4 separate regions of the Homo sapiens genome follow, and regions 2, 3 and 4 are each linked to region 1. The links are chromatin loops, found by intact Hi-C in ENCODE. Cell type or tissue: CD4-positive, alpha-beta T cell. All regions are shown on one strand. Region 1 overlaps DNAH7 (dynein axonemal heavy chain 7). Region 2 overlaps SLC39A10 (solute carrier family 39 member 10). Region 3 has its middle 180 kb from the start of LINC01790. Region 4 has its middle 130 kb from the start of LINC01825.

Region 1 (5,000 bases):
GGCACGGTGGCTCACGCCTGTAATCCCAGCACTTTGGGAGGCCGAGGCAGGTGGATCACTTGAGATCAGGAGTTCAAGACCAGCCTGGCCAACATGGTGAAACCCTGTCCCTACTAAAAATACCAAAATTAGCTGGGCATGGTGGCGCACGCCTGTAATCCCAGCTACTCGGGAAGCTGAGGCAGAAGAATCACTTGAACCTGGGAGGCGGAGGTTGCAGTGAGCCAAGGTCGCGCCATTGCACTCCAGCCTGGGAAACAAGAGTGAAACTCCATCTCAAAAACAAAAAAACAAACAAAAAAAGAAAACGATTCCACGGTTCATTCAGTGATACTAGTTACATTTTTAATAATTATCCAAAGTTGATTATATAATACTTGGAACATTCTTGTAGAAAAAATATTATATAAACATGATTATATATATTTATGTTCTACTTTGTTCTAAAAATTAAGTTTAAGCAGATAAATTTAGTCATGTATTCTACATGTAAATTACTTACCTAGTGGGATCTTTAGTCTCAGATAGTATCTCAAGAAGTTCATCATTGGACAAAAAAAAGAATCTGGGGAAAAAGAGGCGTTTCTTTTCCAAATATTCATTAAGTCCTTTAAGAATGAGCTCCAAAAGTTCATTAGATTTTTTCAGCCTTTCCAGCATTCTGTCAATGGTTACAACTGTCAGAACATGTTTATCCTAAAAATAAAAATAAAAAACACTCAATTCAAAAATATTAGATACTAACTCTATTTATATTCATATTATATTTGAGATTATATGTTTGTAATCAAACAAAGGTTATGTAAATTTTAAGGGGAGTATTTGTTTTTTAAAAGTAGTCTTGCATATTCTAGGTCTACTTGGCCTCTCTGATTCTGTAAAAGTCACATTGATTTAATCCTCAGCCCTGTTCATAACGATTCTCATTCTAAGTTGAGAAGTGTAAGAAACAGAAAATGAGAGAGAGAGAACACTGCCTGAACTCACAAGAAGGACAGTGGAAACAAACTGGTATGAGATATTTTCTTTTGTATTTTATTCTTTGAGGAAAAGAATTCTAAACAATAAGTCATCATTATAATTATTATTTTGAATTTTATTGTTATGAATAATAATAACATAACAGAATCCCTGTTTTATAACTACAGAGAAAAAAGTAAGGGTTGAGGAAATGAGGAAGAAAGCTTTCTAAGAAGATCTTACATTGTAAACAATGACCCTTGAAACTACTTTATAACACTTCTTGCTGAAGGACTGAAGTTCAAGGTGTGCTCTTCCTGAACTCTCTAGAGACAGACTGTTCCACCTTTAAGGCATGGTGAACATTCTCACTTGAAAGTGTCACTGTGAGCTGTTTGCTTTAAAGTGATTCAAACACAATCAAATATTTTTAAAAGAGCTTTCTTTTATCCTGTGTATTCAAAATAAGAATTATAACCAAAAGCTGATCTTAAAGAACTCATATTTTTTAAAAAAAGTAAATAGAGTTTATTGATTTCTCAAAATATCTATACAGTAACCACCAAGTTTATGAAAATCTTTAGAAATACATATAAAAATACAGCCTAGATATAGTTGAAATAGAATTCTTTTTACTTTTTTTTCTTTAACACATGGTTGATGTCATCTGGGTCTATTCTTGGTCTTATAATTCCAAAGTCAGTGTTCACCACTGACATCATTGACAATGTAAGGAAAGTTCTTTACTTAATAAGCTTGAAGGTGTTGAAAAAACAAAAAAGGTGCTAACACAACAGAGATTTCAATCGCCAAGTAGCACACCTCATGAAAATACACCAGACATTTATTAATGTAACAGGGCATTTTAGGAAATTTATATGAAATTAAATCAAGAGAATATTGTTAAAAACTAAATACTAAATTTCAAGATTAACTAATTAGATATTTTTGGTATTTAGCCATGACTGAGAGATAACCAAAAATGTAACCAGTAAATTTTTTCCTATAGGAATTTTATTCAATTGCAGGAGTCTCTAAAGTATGTTTTTGTGAACATACTTTGAATGTGTCTGAAAAGGAAAGATACAATTTTTGCTTTTTTTGGATTACAACAATGCAATTTGGAAACAGCAATTTAATCAAAGAAAATAATTATCATTACTTGTTTCCTCAATAAAACATGAATATATAAATCATATAATATAATTAGATCAATTTATCTTTAAAGGTGCATAATTTTTAAAAGGAATTTTATTATGCTTCTTGTTTTATGTTTCAAATAGACATTCACACACACACACACACACACACACACACACACACACAAACACACACAGCATAACAGACTCAGGCCATCATGTTCGCCTAAATCCAAATATCAAAATAATGTTCTTAGAGTGCCACCTTCTGGAAAAGTATGCCTGTATTTGTTTGGGGAAAAAAGCTGAATTGTGGCTAATAAATGTAAAAAACTCCTTTCACACATGAACAGTATTTGTTATTCTCAACCAAAAAAATTATTGCAATGTTTCCATTCTTAATCTAAGATTTGAAAGCTAAAAACTCAGTTATTTAAACCAGTATATTCCATTTGCTAAATATTATAATTGCCAAAATAACAAACAAACAACAACAAACCATGGAAAGAGCATTCAGGTAAACTTTTTTTATTATTGAATTTCCAGGGTCAAACCTATTTAACCAGATTAGCTTAATAACTCTGAACCAAATATGCTACTTTTAAATGAACACAGGCAATAATCTATGTATCTTTGTATATGGATTTAAGATTTTAAAATAAAAGTAATCATCTTATGACTGGCAACTCAACTACCTTTACTCTCTCCCAGTGAGAAGACAAACATAATAAAGACTGTATCAGATAAAGAAAGGGGCCCAAGTTGAACAGACTTGGTGTCTGTCCACACTCTATTCCCCACTACCTGTGCGACCTTAGATCATCTGCTTAATCTGAGTCCCTTTTTTATTATCTTGAAAATGGGGATAAAAGCCCTCTCTCAAAATCGGTATGAGGACTAAATTAGATAATGTATTTGAAGTGACTAATATGGTGTCTAAAACACACAGACACTTGAAGCGACCCTTTTACTCCCCCTTTCCTTCTCCTCACCCCAAAATTGTCTGTTAGAAAGAGTGCAGGTGGGGAAGGATTGACTCTGGGGAAAGGGGAAAATGAAGCATTTACATCACTCCATGTTTTATGGAGTTAAAATGAACATTTTATAATCTTCCATCCTTCAAGAAAGGTATTTATCATAGTAAAATAACACTGACTTTAAATTCCTCTAAGAATCGCCATCAAATCCTGGTACAGAGTCACCATTCCATGTTGAGTGCTTCAGCAAATGCAGGATGAACTGCACTTGGGCTCATACAGGGAAACTCAAGGAATGTACAAGCCTCCATGTCACAGAAGGCTGGTACTTCATAGCTATGTCCTCAGAACATAGCAATAAGATGTTGTAACAGGAAGCTACTAGAAATTTGAATCTTAGTATGACTTCTTTGACACTTTAATTACTTTCTGTCTCCTAAAGGGGAAGAATTGAATTATTAATTGTCATTTTTTTGGTTAAAAGAACACTGACTGACAATTTTTAAGTGTCTTCTTTTACTTCACAACCACCCACCAATCTCATCAGCTCTAGTGATGATCTACTAGGTTTACATTTCTAAACCAAATGAATGTGATATCAGGGGCCCGAAACATTGAGTATATAGAGAGCTTTCTCATTTCTGCTACTAGGAAGTTTCATAGAAAATACGGTTTTGTCACTGCTCAAAGAAATAAGAGAGAACACAAACAAATGGAAAAAAATTCCATGCTCATGGATAGGAAGGATCAATATCATGAAACTGGCCATACTGCCCAAAGTAATTTATAGATTCAATGCTATTCCCCTCAAGCTACCACTGACTTTCTTTGCAGAATTAGAAGAAACTACTTTAAATTTCACATGGAACCAGAAAAGAGCCCTTATAGCCAAAACAATCCTAAGCAAAAAGAACAAAGCTGGAGGCATCATGCTACCTGACTTCAAACTATACTACAAGGCTACAGTAACCAAAACAGCATGGTACTGGTACCAAAACAGATATATAGACCAATGGAACAGAACAGAGACCTCAGAAATCACACCACACATCTACAACCATCTGATCTTTGACAAACCTGATAAAAACAAGCAATTGGGAAAAAAATCCCTATTTAACAAATGGTGCTGAGAAAACTGGCTAGCCACATGCAGAAAACAGAAACTGGACCCCTTCCTTACACCTTACACAAAAATTAACTCAAGATTGGTTAAAGACTTAATTGTAAAACTTAAAACCATAAAAACCCTAGAAAAAGAAAACCTAGGCAATACCATTCAGGATACAGGCATGGGCAAAGACTTCATTGGCTAAAACACCAAAAGCAATGGCAACACAAGCCAAAATTGACAAATGGGATATAATTAAACTAAAGAGCTTCTGCACAGCAAAATAAACTATCATCAGAGTGAACAGGCAACCTACAGAATGGGAGAACATTTTTGCAATCTATCCATCTGACAAAGGGCTAATATCCAGAATCTACAAGGAACTTAAGCCAATTAAAAAAAAAACCAACCCCATCAAAAAGTGGGTGAAGGATATAAACACACACTTCTCAAAAGAAGACATTTATGTGGCCAACAAACCTATGAAAAAAAGCTCATCATCACTTGTTATTAGAGAAATGCAAATCAAAACCACAATGAGATACCATCTCATGCCAGTTAGAATGCCAATCATTAAAAAGTCAGGAAACAACAGATGCTGGAGAAGATGTGGAGAAATAGGAACGCTTTTACACTGTTGGTGGGAGTGTAAATTAGTTCAACCATTGTGGAAGACAGTGTGGCGATTCCTCAAAGATCTAGGATCAGAAATACCATTTGACCCAGCAATCCCATTACTAGGTATATACCCAAAGGATTATAAATCATTCTACCATAAAGCCACAAGCACACGTATGTTTATTGCGGTACTATTCA
Region 2 (5,000 bases), 260 kb before region 1:
GACTTTATCCATGAGACTGTGAGATTAAAAAACATCTCAAACTTAATGCTGCTTTGGAATTGTTTTATAGGCTATTTTAAAAAATGCTTAACCTATATATGCCATATATGATAATTCAACTTAATTTATTCAGATAGATCATAACATTCAGTTGACTAAACTATTATTTATTAATTTATTTTGAGACAATGTCTCTTATTGCCCAGGCTGGAGTGCAGTGGCAAGATCAGGGCTCACTGCAGCCTTGACCACCCAAGCTCAGATGATCCTCCTACCTTGGCTTCTGACACGCCACCATGCCCAACTAATTTTTTTTGTATTTTTTTTGTAGAGATGGGGTTCTGCCATGTTGCTCAGGCTGGTCTTGAACTTGCGCTCAAGATCCGCCAACCTCTGCCTCCCAAAGTGTTGGAATTGCAGGCGTGAGCCACAGTGCCCAGCCCAAAGTATCATTTTAGAGAAATGGAAGTGTTTGGTAATTTATTTGTATAAATAGGCACTCTCAAATGTTGTCTAGCTTGCATCAAACTCACTAGAAAGGCTGGATAAGTCATTGCTAATTTATATGTGTAAATAGGCACTCTCAAATTTTGTGTAGCTTGCATCAGACTCACTAGAAAGGCTGGATAAGTCATTGCTGGGTCCTATCCCTAATGTTTCTGTTATAGTAGGTCTGGGTGGGATGCAGGAATTTGCCTTTCAGATTTCTAGCAAGCTTATGCTGCTCTCACAACCACAGTTTGATTAACCACTGATGCAGGTTATGTGGTATCTTTTCAGATTTATAGAAAAGTACACAGAAGAATAATCAAGCACCTGAATCCCATTATCTTGCTTTAACAAATATTAAATGTTTTATCATATTGCATTAGATCCCTTTCCCTTTTTTAAAGAAATAACACACTGCAAATGCAGTTAAATCTGTGTACTTCCTCTATCAGCTGATTTCCCTCCTTCCCTTTCTGAGAAGATAATGACTCCAGAATGTAATCATCCCATGTTCTCTTGCTACATGAATATATACCCCCAAATAAGTAATTCTGCATGTTTTAAGATTGTCTGTAAATTATACAGCATGTATCTTTTTGCAATTTTAAAAATTATATTTCTGAGATTATTGCATGTTAATACAAAGTCCTTCATAGTCACATTTATAACTGCAGTGTAATCTTTAAATAAATATACCATATTTATTTATTCTAATGATGAGCATTTAGGTTGTAGCAGGCAACATAATGGTTACACAGCTGACCACTTTTCCTTATTTTATTTTATTTTTGAGACAGAGTTTTGTTCTCGTTGCCCAGGCTGGAGTGCAATGGCATGATCTCGGCTCACTGCAACCTCCGCCTCCTGAGTCCAAGCGATTCTCCTGCCTCACCTTCCCGAGTAGCTGAGATTACAGGCACCCGCCACCAGGCCTGGCTAATTTTTGTGTTTTAGTAGAGATGGGGTTTCACCATGTTGGTCAGGCTGGTCTTGAACTCCTGACCTCAGGTGATCCACCCGCCTCGGCCTCCCAAAGTACTGGGATTATAGGTGTGAACCACTGCACCCGGCCTGCTTTTCTTTATTTACCTCCTTTTTTCTTGAGGCCTCTTATTCCCCCATGTTCTGTGAGTATTGCCTCTCCCACATACAGTCATATGCATTGCTTAATGCTGAGTATGTTCTGAGGTGCAGGCTTAGGTGATTTTGTCATTGTGTGAACATCATAGAGTATACTTAGACAAACCTAGATGGTGTAGCCTGCTATACACCTACCTATAGAGTATAGCCAGTTGCTTCTAGGCTACAAACCTGTTGATATACTGAATACTGTAGGCAGTTGTGATACAATAGTAAATATTTGTATGTTTAAACATAGAAAAGGTACAGTAAAAATTCAGTATAAAAGATTTTAAAAATGGTACACCAGTGTTGGGCACTAATATGAATGGAGCTTGCAGGACTGGAAGCAGCTGTGAGTGAGTCAGTGAGTGGGCAGTGAGTGAATGTGAAGGCCTGGGACATTACTATACACTACTGTAAACCAGTGATTGGCTTTAGCATGGGCATGTGGTAGAGACCTGACTGATCAAAGATACGTAAAGAGAGGCTTGAGGGAAATATTTTTCTCCCTGGATAAAAAGAGAGACATGAAGATGAACCTTCCATCCAAACAAGATTTCTGAGGAGGAAAAAAAATAAAAATTGTATTTTAAAAAAGATAAATCTTCCAGTTTTGAATATGATTATGCAAGGTTATCTTGGGACTCTGAGGGTAAATTTGAGCGTGCTTGGATTTTTGGTACTGTCCTAGAATCACCCATTTCTCCTGACTTCTTTTTATGTGAAAGTTTTCCTCTGTTTTACCCACTTTGGTTGAGTGTTCTGTTATTGCAATAGTTCACATTAGAAAAACATTTACAATATTGTAATAAGGATTCTCTTTTTTTGAGACATAGTCTCGCTCTGTCGCCCAGGCTGGAGTGCAGTGGCGTGATCTCAGCTCACTGCAAGCTGCGCTTCCCGGGTTCATGCCATTCTCCTCAGCCTCCCGAGTAGCTCGTACTACAGGCGCCCGTCACCATGCCTGGCTAATTTTTTTGAATCTTCAGTAGAGATGGAGTTTCACCGTGTTAGCCAGGATGTACTCGATCTCCTGACCTCATGATCCACCCACCTCGGCCTCCCAAAGTGCTGGGATTACAGGCGTGAGCCACCATGCCTGGCCCCAGTAAGGATTCTTGAATGTGTCTTTGCGTGCCTAAGTGCAAGGGTAATTAAAATGGAACTTGGGGGCTGTAGAGTGTGTTCATATTTGGCTGTAGTAAATGTCAAGTTGCTTTCCAAAATGGCTGTACCAATATATACTTCCACCAGACGCATAAGGTAGTTTGTTTCTTTATATTAGACCTTTACTTAACATCTAGTATTGTGAGATACTAATTTTTGCCTGTTACTGTCTTAGAGCCTTATCTAGATTTGAATTGCCTAGATTATTAGTCATCATGTTGCTGTTTTACCAACCTGTTTTATGTTCTTTTCATAGTTGTCTATGTAGTAGTGGAGTTTTTTTATTACTATATGTGCTTTATATACTCTGGATACTGATGTTTTATATACATTGTTTATATATACACATTGCAAATATCTTCTAGTATATGGCTTGCTATAAGCTTCCCCCTCCCCTGCCGCCACCGAGACAGAGTCTTGCTGTGTCTCCCAGGCTGGCAGGCTGAAGTGTGGTGGCACAATCTTGGCTCACTGCAACCTCCACCTCCCGAGTTCAAGCAATTCTCCTGCCTCGGCCTCCTGAGTAGCTGGGATTATAGGCGCCTGCCACAGCGCCTGGCCTATAAGCTTTTTTTTTTTTTATAGTGTCCTTTATTATAGAGTATTTTTTAAAGAATTTAGTTAATCAAAAATTTTCATCATGATATGTGCTTTGTGTCTTGCCTAAAAAATATTTCCCTATCCCAAAGACATAAAGACATTCTCTTACATTTTCTTCTAGAACTTGTTGATAATTTTGCTTTTCACATATAGGTTTTTAATGTTCTTGGAATTGACTTTTGTGTGTAGTGTGAGGAAGAAACATTTTCACAGTCAATATTATTGATGCTCTTTCAGAACTCTGTTCCACTCCACTGGCCTATCTACCCCTGTGCTAGTTCTATGTTATTTTCGTTAGTATAATTTTATAAAAAGAAGTCTTTAATACCTTGCTAATCTTCTGAATTGTCTTGATTGTCCTTGGGTTTTTGCTTTTATGAGTTTTTGAATGTGCTTATGAAGTCTCACCAAAACTAAACAGCTACCAGGATTTTAACTGGCATTGAGTTAAATTTGTATATACACTTGGGAAGATTTTATGTACCTTATGCAGTATATCCCATCTATTCATGTAGATGATGTGTTTCTCCAGGTTTTTCAGTTCTTTGCTGTCCTTCAATAACATCTTAATAAGTTTTTCCTTTTAGTGGTTTTATATGTCTTGTTCTAATTAATTCTAGAAACCATACAATGTTGTTTATAATTACATTTTGTGATTGGTTTTCAGTGAAGAAAATTTGATTTTTATAAAACTTTGTATTGAAATAGACTGTGTTCAGAAAGTACACAGAGCATAAGTGCCATGAATTATCACAAAGTAAACATATTTACATAACTACTACTGATATCAGGAAAGACCATTACACTTTGCAGTCCCCTCCATTCTGGTCTTCTCCCAATTATTACCCTCTATCTCTCTTTCAAAAAGTAATCATGGCCAGGTATGGTAGCTCACACCTGCAATCTTAGCACTTTGGGAATTTGAGTTGGGAGGAGTGCTTGAGGCTAGGAGTTTGAGACCAGCCTGGACAATAGAGCAAGACCCCAAAAAGAAGAAAATTAAAACTGAGCGTGGTGGCACACACAGCTACTTGGAAGGCTAAGGTGGGAAGATCTCTTGTGCCTGGAAGTTTAAGGCTCCAGTGAGCTATGATTGCGCCACTGTACTCTAGCCTGGGTGTCACAGTGACATCCTGTCTCAAAAACAAACAAAAAAAAATCCACAAAGTTTAGTTTTATTCCTTTTTACCTTTATATAAGAATTATACTGCTTTCTTTGGTGTTTGTCATTTTTTTCCCAATATTTGTGAAATTCATCTATGCATGAAGCTGTAATTTCATTTTTATTCCTGTGTGATAGATTTTTCTGTTTCATTTATCATTTTGTTGTTGATTAACATTTAGGCTTTTATCAGATTTTTTTTTTTTTTTTTTTGACCAGAGTCTGTCTCTGTTGCCCATGCTGGAGTGCAGTGGCACGATCAGGGCTCATTGCAACCTCTGCCTCCTGGGTTCGAGTGATTCTCCTGTGTCAGCCTCCCAAGTAGCTGGGCTTACAGGCACATGCCACCACGCCTGGCTAATTTTTGTACTTTTAGTAAAAATGGTTTTACCATGTTTGCTAGGCCTGTCTTAAACTCCTGACCTCAGGTGATCTGCCTGCCTTGGCCTCCCAAAGTGCT
Region 3 (5,000 bases), 1.4 Mb before region 1:
CAGCAAAGTCTCAGGATACAAAATCAATGTGCAAAAATCACAAACATTCCTATATAAAAATAATAGACAAACAGAGAGCCAAATCATGTGCGAACTCCCATTCACAATTGCTACAAAGAGAATAAAATGCCTAGGAATACAACTTACAAGTGATGTGAAGGACTTCTTCAAGGAGAACTAGAAATCACTATTCAAGAAAATAAGAGAGGACACAAACAAATGGAAAAACAATCCATGCTCATGGATAGGAAGAATCAATACTGTGAAAACGGCCATACTGCCCAAAGTAATTCATAGATTCAATGCTATTCCCATCAAACTACCACTGACTTTCTTCACAGAATTAGAAAAAAACTACTTTAAATTTTATGTGGAACCAAAAAAAGCCCATATAGCTCAGACAATCCTAAGCAAAAAGAACAAAACTGGAGGCATCATGCTACGTGACTTCAAACTATACTACAAGGCTACAGTAACCAAAACAGCATGGTACTGGTACAAAAAGAGATATATAGAGACCAATGGAACAGAAGAGAGGCCTCAGAAATAATGCTGAGCATCTACAATCATCTGATCTTTGACAAACCTGACAAAAACAAACAATGAAAAAAGGATTCCCTATTTAATAAATGGTGTTGGGAAAACTGGCTAGCCATATGCTGAAAACTGAAACTGGACCCCTTTTTTACACCATATACAAAAATTAACTCAGGATGGATTAAAGATTTAAATGTAAGACCTAAAACCATAAAAACCCTAGAAGGAAATCTAAGCAATACCATTCAGGACATAGGCATGGGCAAACACTTCATTAGTAAAAAACCAAAACCAATTGCAACAAAAGCCAAAATTGACAAATGGGATGTAATTAAACTAAAGCGCTTCTGCACAGCAAAAACAAAAACAAAAACAAAACAAAACAAAACTATCATCAGACTGAACAGGCAACCTACAGAATGGGAGAACATTTTTGCAATCTATCCATCTGACAAAGGGCTAATATCCAGAATCTACACGGAAGTTAAACAAATTTACAAGAAAAAGCAAACAACTCCATCAAAAAGTGGGCAAAGGATATGAACAGACACCTCCCAAAAGAAGACATTTATCCGGCCAACAAACATATATTTTAAAAAGAAGCTTATCATCGCTGGTCATAGAGAAATGCAGATTAAAACTACAATGAGATATCATCTCATGCCAGTTAGAATGGTGATCATTAAAAAATCATGAAACAACAGATGCTGGGAGGATGTGGAGAAATAGGAACACTTTTACACTGTTGCTGGGAGTGTAAATTAGTTCAACCATTGTGGAAGACAGTGTGGCTATTCCTTAAAGATCTAGAAATAGAAATACCATTTGACCCAGCAATCCCATTACTGGGTATATACCCAAAGGATTATAAATCATTCTACTATAAAGACCCATGCACACATATGTTTACTGCAGCGCTATTCACAGCAGCAAAGACCTGGGACCAACTTAAATGCCCATCAATGTTAAATTGGATAAAGAAAATGAGACACAGATACACCATGGAATACTATGCTGCCATAAAAAAGTAGGAGTTCATGTTTTTTGCAGGGACATGGATGAAGCTGGAAACCATCATTCTCAGCAAACTAATACAGGAACAGAAAACCAAACACCACATGTTCTCACTCATATGTGGAAGCTGAACAATGAGAACACATGGACATAGGGAGGAAATATCACACACCAGGACCTGTTGGGGGGTGGGGGGCAAGAGAAGGGATAACATTAAGAGAAATACCTAATGCAGATGATGGGTTGATGGGTGCAGCAAACCACCATGGCACATGTATACCTTTGTAACAAACTTGCACCTTCTGCACATGTATCCCAGAACTTAAGTATAATTTTAAAAAAAGAGAGAGAAAATTAACAAAGAAACATTGGCTTTAAACAGTACTTTAGACAAAATGTACCTAACAGACATATACAGAGCATTTATTATAACAGCTACACAAGGCACATTATTCTCCTCAGCACATGGGACATTATCTAGGAGAACCTATAAATAAATCTACATATTTATAGCCAACTGATTTTTGACAAAGACATCAAGAAGATACCTTGAGAAAAGAAAACCTTCTTCAGTAAGTGGTGCTAGTAAAATTAGATATCCATGTGAAAAAGAATGAAAATGGACCCTCCTTTGTCATCATATAAGAAAATCAACTCAATATGAATTATAATTTTAGAGGGACCAAAATTATAAAACTACCATAAGAGAAATAGGTGAAAGAGTTCAGAACAGTGATCTAGACAAATAATGTATGGCTAAGACCTTAAAAATACAGCCACCCTCCAAAAAATAGATAAATGGTACTATATCAAACTAAAAAGCCTCTGCACAGCAAAGGAAACAATCAGAGAGTAAAGAAACAGCAGGTTAAATTGGAGAAAATATTTGCAAACTATTCATCCAGCAAAGGACTATCATCCAGAACATGCAAGGAACTCAAGCAACTCAATAGCAAAAAAGAAAAGGAATGATCTCATTACAAAGCAGGCAAAGGACATGAATAGACATTTTTTCAAAAGAAGACATACAAATCACCCACAAGGACATGAAAAAACATCATCAACATCAACAGTCATCAGAGAAATGCAAATCAAAAACCACAAGATAGCATCTTATCCCAGTTAGAATGGCAATTATTAAAAAGAAAATAAAAGTGACTAGTAAGAATATGGAGAACAGGTAACTCTTACACACTATTGATGGGAAAGTAAATTAGTACAACCACTATGAAAAATAGTATGGATTTAAAAAAAAATAAAAAAACCAAAAACTAGAACTGCCATATGATCCAGCAATCCCATTACAAGGTATTTATCCAAATGAAAAAAAGTCAGTATATCAAATAGATACCTACATTCCCATTTTTGTTGAAGCCCTATTCATAACAGCAAAGATATAGATCAGTCTAAGTGTTCAGAAATGAATGAATGGTTTAGGAAAATGTGGTATGTATATACATTAGAATACTTTAAAAAAGAATAAAATCATGTCATTTTCAATGCTTGTAACACTAGAGGTCACTATGTTAAATGAAATAAGCCAGGCAGAAAAAGAAAAATATCACATGTTCCCTCTCATATGTGGGAGCTAAGAAAAGTGGATCTCATGAAGTTAGAGAATAGATTGTTGGTTACCAGAGAGTGAACAGGTTACCAGGAAGGGTTAGACAGAAAAAATAAGACATAGCGTTTGATAGATTAGTAGGATGAGTACAATTAACAACAATGTGTTGTATGTTTCAAAATAGCTAGAAGAGAGGACTTAAAATGTCTTCAACACATAGAAATCATAAATTTTCAAGTTGATGGACACTTCAGATACCCTGACATAATCATTACATATTTTACACATGTAACAAAATATCACATGTACCCCATAAATTGGTAGAGATATTATATATTCATAACACAGTAAAATAAATAAAATACACAGAAACAAATTTCAATATTGCTAACGTATAACACTGCACAAAACAAATCTAATTACTATAGATTAATGTCCACCTACAATGGCTTTTAATTCTATATTAGGAACATTTTCATAAATTCAAATGCACAAACTATGTATTTAAAATGAATAATCCATTTATGTGACTAAAGCGTACATTTTTGAATTCTTGATTAATATGCTTCATGTAATAAACTTCCTAATAGTCTTCTACACATAAATATTTCGAAATTTAAAAAATATTGATAAAGCTAACTGAACGAGGATCCTTAAAATGATTTGGTCTTTTTAAATTTATGTCAAATGATACAGAAGGACAATTAAGCTAAGTAATACCACCAACAGACTTTAAAATGTCGGTCTTCATAAGGAGGGTAAAAACATCTAAAATCTAACAATATCATTATTATTTTACACAAAATTTAGGTTTTTTTTTTTTTTTTTTTTTTTTTAGTCAACACTTATTTCCTCCTGAAATAAAACGTAATATTTAACCATTAAGAAAAATTTAGGAAATGTGTAAAAAAATAAAAACTCGAGATCTTAAACTCACTCCTTTCAGTCAGAGATGTGATACTCACTGCTAACATGGAACCTTGTAGCTTACTGGCAAAGAACATGGATGTTTAAGTCAGAACTGGATTCATATTTCAACACAGCTATTTGCTAGCTATGTAATGTTAAGCTTATTACTTAATCTCTATAAGCCATAGTTTTATGACCTACAAAAACTTTCATTATCTTAATCATACAATTGTTTTGACTAAGAAGGAATTTCTGACATATCACAAAGTATATTTTACATATAATAGTGTTCAATAAAATTTCCCCTGAGAAATGTTTAACATATAACAATGAGAAAAACTGCAGAATACTGTATATACAGTAAAATCATTATTTGAAACATGACCTTATGAAACATGATTTTATAATCTATAGCAAACATAAAATATTTGAAACATGATTTTGTGTCATTATTGAGAAATTCAATTATTATTATTATTATTATTATTATTTTTTGAAACGGAGTCTCGCTCTGTCGCCCAGGCTGGAGTGCAGTGGCGCGATCTCGGCTCACTGCAAGCTCCGCCTCCCGGGTTCATGCCATTCTCCTGCCTCAGCCTCCCGAGTAGCTGGGACTACAGGCGCCCGCCACCATGCTTGCCTAATTTTTTTGTATTTTTAGTAGAGACGGGGTTTCCCCATGTTAGCCAGGATGGTCTCGATCTCCTGACCTCGTGATCCGCCCGTCTCGGCCTCCCAAAGTGCTGGGATTACAGGCGTGAGCCACCGCGCCCGGCCGAGAAAGTCAATATTCTAGTAATTCATTGCACATCCCAGAATATTAATTCTTTTATTCTGAAAATATCAAATGAGTGACCATGTGTACTGAGCTTGGTGCAAGGTGAACAATATATGCGGAAAGGACAAAGTTCGTGCCTTCATGAAGCTTACCGCCTAGTGGAGTAGTTACACAACACAAACAAACATGTACTTACAA
Region 4 (5,000 bases), 530 kb before region 1:
CCTGACTCAGAGCTCATCTTGTGCAAACAGCCTTTTCCCCAGGAACGTTTGTCAAAAATAAGCACAGACAATTGTTCAACATTGCAGCTGCCTGAGATATTGAATAAGAGTTGGGACTTAATGATGTACTTTAATTCCTGTAAGTTTTCTTTACCCCATTCTTTTTTTCTTTTTGTTCCTCTGACTGGGCAGTTTCAAATGACCTATCTTGTTTGTGTGTTTGTTTGTTTGTTTTGAGACAGGGTCTCACTGGGTCATCCTGGCTAGAGTGCAATGGTGCCATCTCAGCTGACTGTAGCCTCAGCCTCCTGCGTTCAAGTGATCCTCCCACCTCAGCTGGCAGGGTAAGTGGGACCGCAAACACACGCCACCACAGGTACACACCACCATGGCCAGCTAATTTTTTTGTTTGTTTGTTTTTTAGAGAAGGAGTTTCAGCATGTTGCACAAGCTGGTCTTGAACTCCTGGACTCAAGCAATCCACCCACTTCAGCCTCCCAAAGTGCTGGGATTACAGGCATGAGCCACTACACCTGGCCTCAAATGACCTATCTTCAAGTTCACTGATTCTTCTGTTTGACGGAGTTTGCTGTTGAAATTCTCTGTGAAATTTTTCAGTTTAATAACTGTGTTTTTTTTTTTTTTTTTTCTGAGACAGGGTCCAGCTCTGTCACCAGGCTAGAGTGCAGTGGTGCAATCACAGCTCACTGCAGCCTTGATTTCCTGGGCTCAAGCAATCCTCCCACCTCAGCCTCCTGAATAGCTGGAAACACAGGTGTGAGCTACCACGCCTGGCTAATTTTCATTTTAATTTTTTGTGGAGACTTGGTTTCACCACGTTGCCCAGGCTGGTCTCAAACTCCTAGACTCGAGTGATCCAACCACCTCAGCCTCCCAAAGTGCTGGGATTACAGGTGTCAGCCACCATACCTGGCCCAATAGTTGTGTTCTTTAGCTCCAGAACTTATGTTTGGTTCTTTTTATAGTTTATATCTCTTTATTGAAATTCTCATTTGGTTCATGTATTGTTTTCCTGATTTTATGTAGTTGTCTATCTGTATTCCCTTGTAGCACATTGAGCTTTCTAAAGATGATTGTTTTGAATTCTTTGTCAGGAAGTTTACAAATATTCATTTCTTTAAGGTTGGTTATTTTGTTCCTTTGACACCACATTTCTGATCCTTGCAGGCATGCTTTGGTGCTGCCCATTTGAAGAAGTAGGCATTTATTTTAATATTTAAAGACTGGCTTCATCGGGGAAAGTCCTTTCCCAGTCAGTCCATCCAGAAATTCTGGGCTGGCCATCTGGTATGGTCAGTGAACAGGTTTGCTGCTAGATCCTTCAGGCAGGCTTGCCTGGTACTTGGGTCAGCAAGTTGGAAGGCCACATGCCTGGGTCCATGGGGTTAAGCCTGGAGCCTTGGTCTACTGGGGTGGACATGGAGTTTAACACCACAATGAGCTATCACTTCTCGTCTGTTAGAATGGCTATTATCAAAAAATAAAATCAGAAATAACAAGTGGTGGAGAGGATGTAGAGAAAAGGAAACTTTGTACACTGTTGATGGGAATGTAAATTAGTATGTATGCCCATTATGAAAACAGTATAGAGTTTCCTCAAAAAACTAAAAATAGAACTACCCTATGATCCAGCTATCCCATTACTGGGCATATATCCAAAGGAAATAAAAATCAGTATGTCAAAGAGATATCTGCACTCCCATGTTCAATGCAACATTATTCACAACAGCCAATATATCAACCTAAGTATCAATCAACAAATGGATAGATTTTTTAAATGTGTGTATATCCACAGTGAAGGAAGTCCTCTCATTTGTGACAACATGGGTTAACCTGGAGGACATTATGCCAAGGGAAATAAGCCAAGCACAGAAAGACAAATGATCTCACTTCTATATGAAATCTAAAAGTCAAATTTATAGAAGCAGAGATTAGAGTGGTGGTTATTAGGGGCTGCAGGGGGCGACTGAGGATAGAGATTGGGGAGATGTTGGCCAAAGGATTCAGAACTTCAGTTAGGAGGAATTATTTCAAAGAGATCTATTGTACAATACTACAATGACTATAGTTATTAAAAATCTATTGCATACTCGAAAATTGCTGAGAGTAGATTTTAAGTATTCTCACCACACACACACAAAATGTGAGGTAATGCATATGTTCATTATTTTGAATTAGTCATTCCACAATGTATACATATTTCAAGACCCTGTGTTGTATACCGTAAAAATATACAACCTGTATTTGTCTAACTAAAGATTAATTTTATTTAAAAGATTTGAGACAAACAATAGACTAATCAAAAAGCTTACAAGGAAAAGCTGGGAAGGAGATATCCATAGGGGCCTTTGAAAAGACTCCTGGGAACTAGAAGTTCATGTGCCTGTGTAGGTCATCCCAATTGCCTGAACTTCTGCTGTAATTATTGCCAAACCACATCATTTTAAAATTATATGGAAGCACATATGACAATTATGTTAGTTTCATCTCTCCAACATTATATTAACATCTAATTTTTGTGTACCACTGACTATGCTCCAGGAACTGTTGTAAGTGCTTTAGATGTGTTGACTCATTCTCATAGGTTAAACATTATTGTTACTCTCATTTTACATAGGAGAAAACTGAAGCTTAGAGTTTTTAAAATCTCAAGGCCAAAAAGCTATGAAGTTTTGGAACTGGGATTCAAATGCCAGTCTTTCAGCTCAAGAGGCCATTCTTCTGAACACCAAGGTATATCTCCTCTAGCTTGGCCTCTAGCTTATAGAAAGGGCAAAGGCTTTGGAGTCAAAGACTTGTGGATATGCCACTTTCTAACTTGGGGAAATCATTTTATCCCTCTGAGGGGTCAGGCTGATGCTACCACCTATTTCATTAAGATATTACAAAAATTAAATCCGAGTGTGAATAGAAATATACTTTGTGTATTGAAAAGTGCTAATAAAAAAAATTCACTCATTAAATACCTGGATCATGGGGAAGGTAAGAAAAACTGTATGGTAGAGCAGAGTTAGTAAGACCTGAGTTTGATTCTGACTTGAACAGTTGCTATTTCTGAGACCTTGGGCAAATCATTTCATCTGTATGGGTCTTAGTTTTGGCATATATAAACAAATGCACCTCTGAGTTCTGAGGGTTAACAAGAAAAAATAAACAAAACACCTGACAAATACAGCAAACTCAATAAATACCATGTCCCTTCCTACTCTCTTTCAATGTCACAGAGCAATGCCCTATTTCCACTCACTTAGCTTTTCTACCTAAACTTGTCAGCTTCTGACATATTACTTACTGATTTGTTTCTCTATTTTGTTTATTTTCTGTCACAGGTAAACCCCTTGAGAGCCAGAGCTTGTGTTTTTCTTTACTGCTGTATTCCTAACACCTAGAACACTATCTAGAAAATAATAAGTGTTCAGTAAATATTTATTGAAGGACCCATTATTATTATTTATTATTATCATTATTATGATCAGTGTCATGGGCTATATAACTGCAATAACAGCACAATATGAGGCAAATATTAATTAAGTAGCATTAAAGTGTATAATATGCTCTCAATCCAGTTTTCTTGAAAATTAATTTTCAGAGTACCTGAATCAGACTCATTTTTGGTACTCATTACATCAGAATTGCCAAATCAAAAGAGAGTTATTCCAAGAATTTAACCTTTAAATATATTTCACCTTTTCTTCCTTCTGTTTTCATATAATCCAGAGTCTTGTTTACCAACCATTTGAACATTCTACTACTTAAAGTAGTATAAAGTTTTGTTATAATTTGGATGAGGCGAAGATAAGGCTAAGGAGAAGATAAATTTTAAATTCAAAGGTTGGCTCTGAAATTAATTTTATTTTCTTAACTATGTGTACATGGATTAAAGCCAGAAAAAAAATTTATAACCCAGTTGCCATATATCTGAAGTCCAAATATTTTCTCTGGCCCAGAACATTTGTCATAATTTTTATGAAATGATTTTTCTAATTTTTTTCTCACTTCACTGTTTTTAAGACAACTTTGGATAACATGAATTCATTAGAGTTTAACATTTGTGGTCAGCTAACAGGCTATCATTCAAAAGATATCTAGGAAACCACCTATATGTTACAAAGAAAGATATACTTTCAGGCCACGCACGATGACTCATCCCTGTAATCCTAGCACTTTGGGAGGCCGAGGTGGGCGAATCTCTCGAGCCCAGGAGTTCGAGACCAGCCTGGGCAACAGGGTGAAACCCTGTCTTTACAAAAAACACAAAAATTAGCTGGGTGTAGTGGCATACACCTGTAGTCCCAGCTATTTGGAAGGCTGAGGTGGGAGGATCGCTTGAGCCCAGGAGACATTGCAGTGAGCAGAGATCTCACTACACTCCAGCCTGGGCGAGAGAGTAAGACTCTTTCTCAAACAAAAGAAAGATAAACTTTCACAATCAGAAAATAGAAAATACGGCATTCAAGCAACTGCCTCATTCTCATCCTAAACGATTTCACTGCACTGTGGACCTACACTAGGTTAAATACGGTTACAATTTCAAAACTGCAGCAGCAGTCAAGGCCACCCAGCTACTCCAGAGTTCAGCCTCAGCAGGAAGGGTATTCAAACCCACTCGCACACTAGGTCTTTAGCTCTAAGTACAGTGTCAGTTTAAACTCCAGTTCTTATATGTTCTGGAGGTCAGAATTTGGAAATGCTTATCTTTACGTAGATTATATAATTTACTCAACTAAATCTTAAGCACAAATAGTTTTATACTGTGATCTACCTCTTGTCTACCTGCTCTTAAAGCTGGGCAGAGGGATGAGTGAAGAGATCATGGGAACAAGTAGCCCCAAATATTAATAACACCTGGAAAAGGATCCACAATAAGTGGAGTAGAGGGTGGTCAAGGGAAGCCCCTGCCTGACTGCTTAGCCAATGTTTCTTTCCTTTCGCTCACTGACCATAATCTTGAGGCAGCACAGAAGTGAAAATCTGCAAAC

The links. A loop is a pair of places that touch in the nucleus more often than their neighbours do. Peaks named below come from ENCODE experiments on the same cell type or tissue, not always from the same donor. Only the 100,000 strongest peaks of a DNase experiment are listed, where the experiment ranks them.
Region 2: it touches region 1 in a loop (2.6-fold over the local background); 21 of 110 quality-filtered maps call a loop at or near these places.
Region 3: a loop joins it to region 1, with 4 times the contacts of the local background. A loop is called at or near these places in 4 of 110 quality-filtered maps.
Region 4: it touches region 1 in a loop (2.9-fold over the local background); 3 of 110 quality-filtered maps call a loop at or near these places.

What each region holds. Positions count from the first base shown.
Region 1 is chr2:195,936,097-195,941,096 of GRCh38, forward strand. DNAH7 (dynein axonemal heavy chain 7) reads right to left here. Exons shown (of 65, transcript NM_018897.3): 20 at 503-696. Among named protein-coding and RNA genes, the nearest start is that of DNAH7, 130 kb to the right of the region's middle. In CD4-positive, alpha-beta T cell, no CTCF peak of the experiment used is centred here; a DNase peak (open chromatin) is centred at 2,325.
Region 2 is chr2:195,673,016-195,678,015 of GRCh38, forward strand. All of the region lies in intron 1 of SLC39A10 (solute carrier family 39 member 10), which reads left to right. Among named protein-coding and RNA genes, the nearest start is that of SLC39A10, 18 kb to the left of the region's middle. In CD4-positive, alpha-beta T cell, no CTCF peak of the experiment used is centred here; no DNase peak of the experiment used is centred here.
Region 3 is chr2:194,543,100-194,548,099 of GRCh38, forward strand. No RefSeq gene overlaps it. Among named protein-coding and RNA genes, the nearest start is that of LINC01790, 180 kb to the right of the region's middle. In CD4-positive, alpha-beta T cell, no CTCF peak of the experiment used is centred here; no DNase peak of the experiment used is centred here.
Region 4 is chr2:195,402,866-195,407,865 of GRCh38, forward strand. No RefSeq gene overlaps it. Among named protein-coding and RNA genes, the nearest start is that of LINC01825, 130 kb to the right of the region's middle. In CD4-positive, alpha-beta T cell, a CTCF peak has its summit at 1,978; no DNase peak of the experiment used is centred here.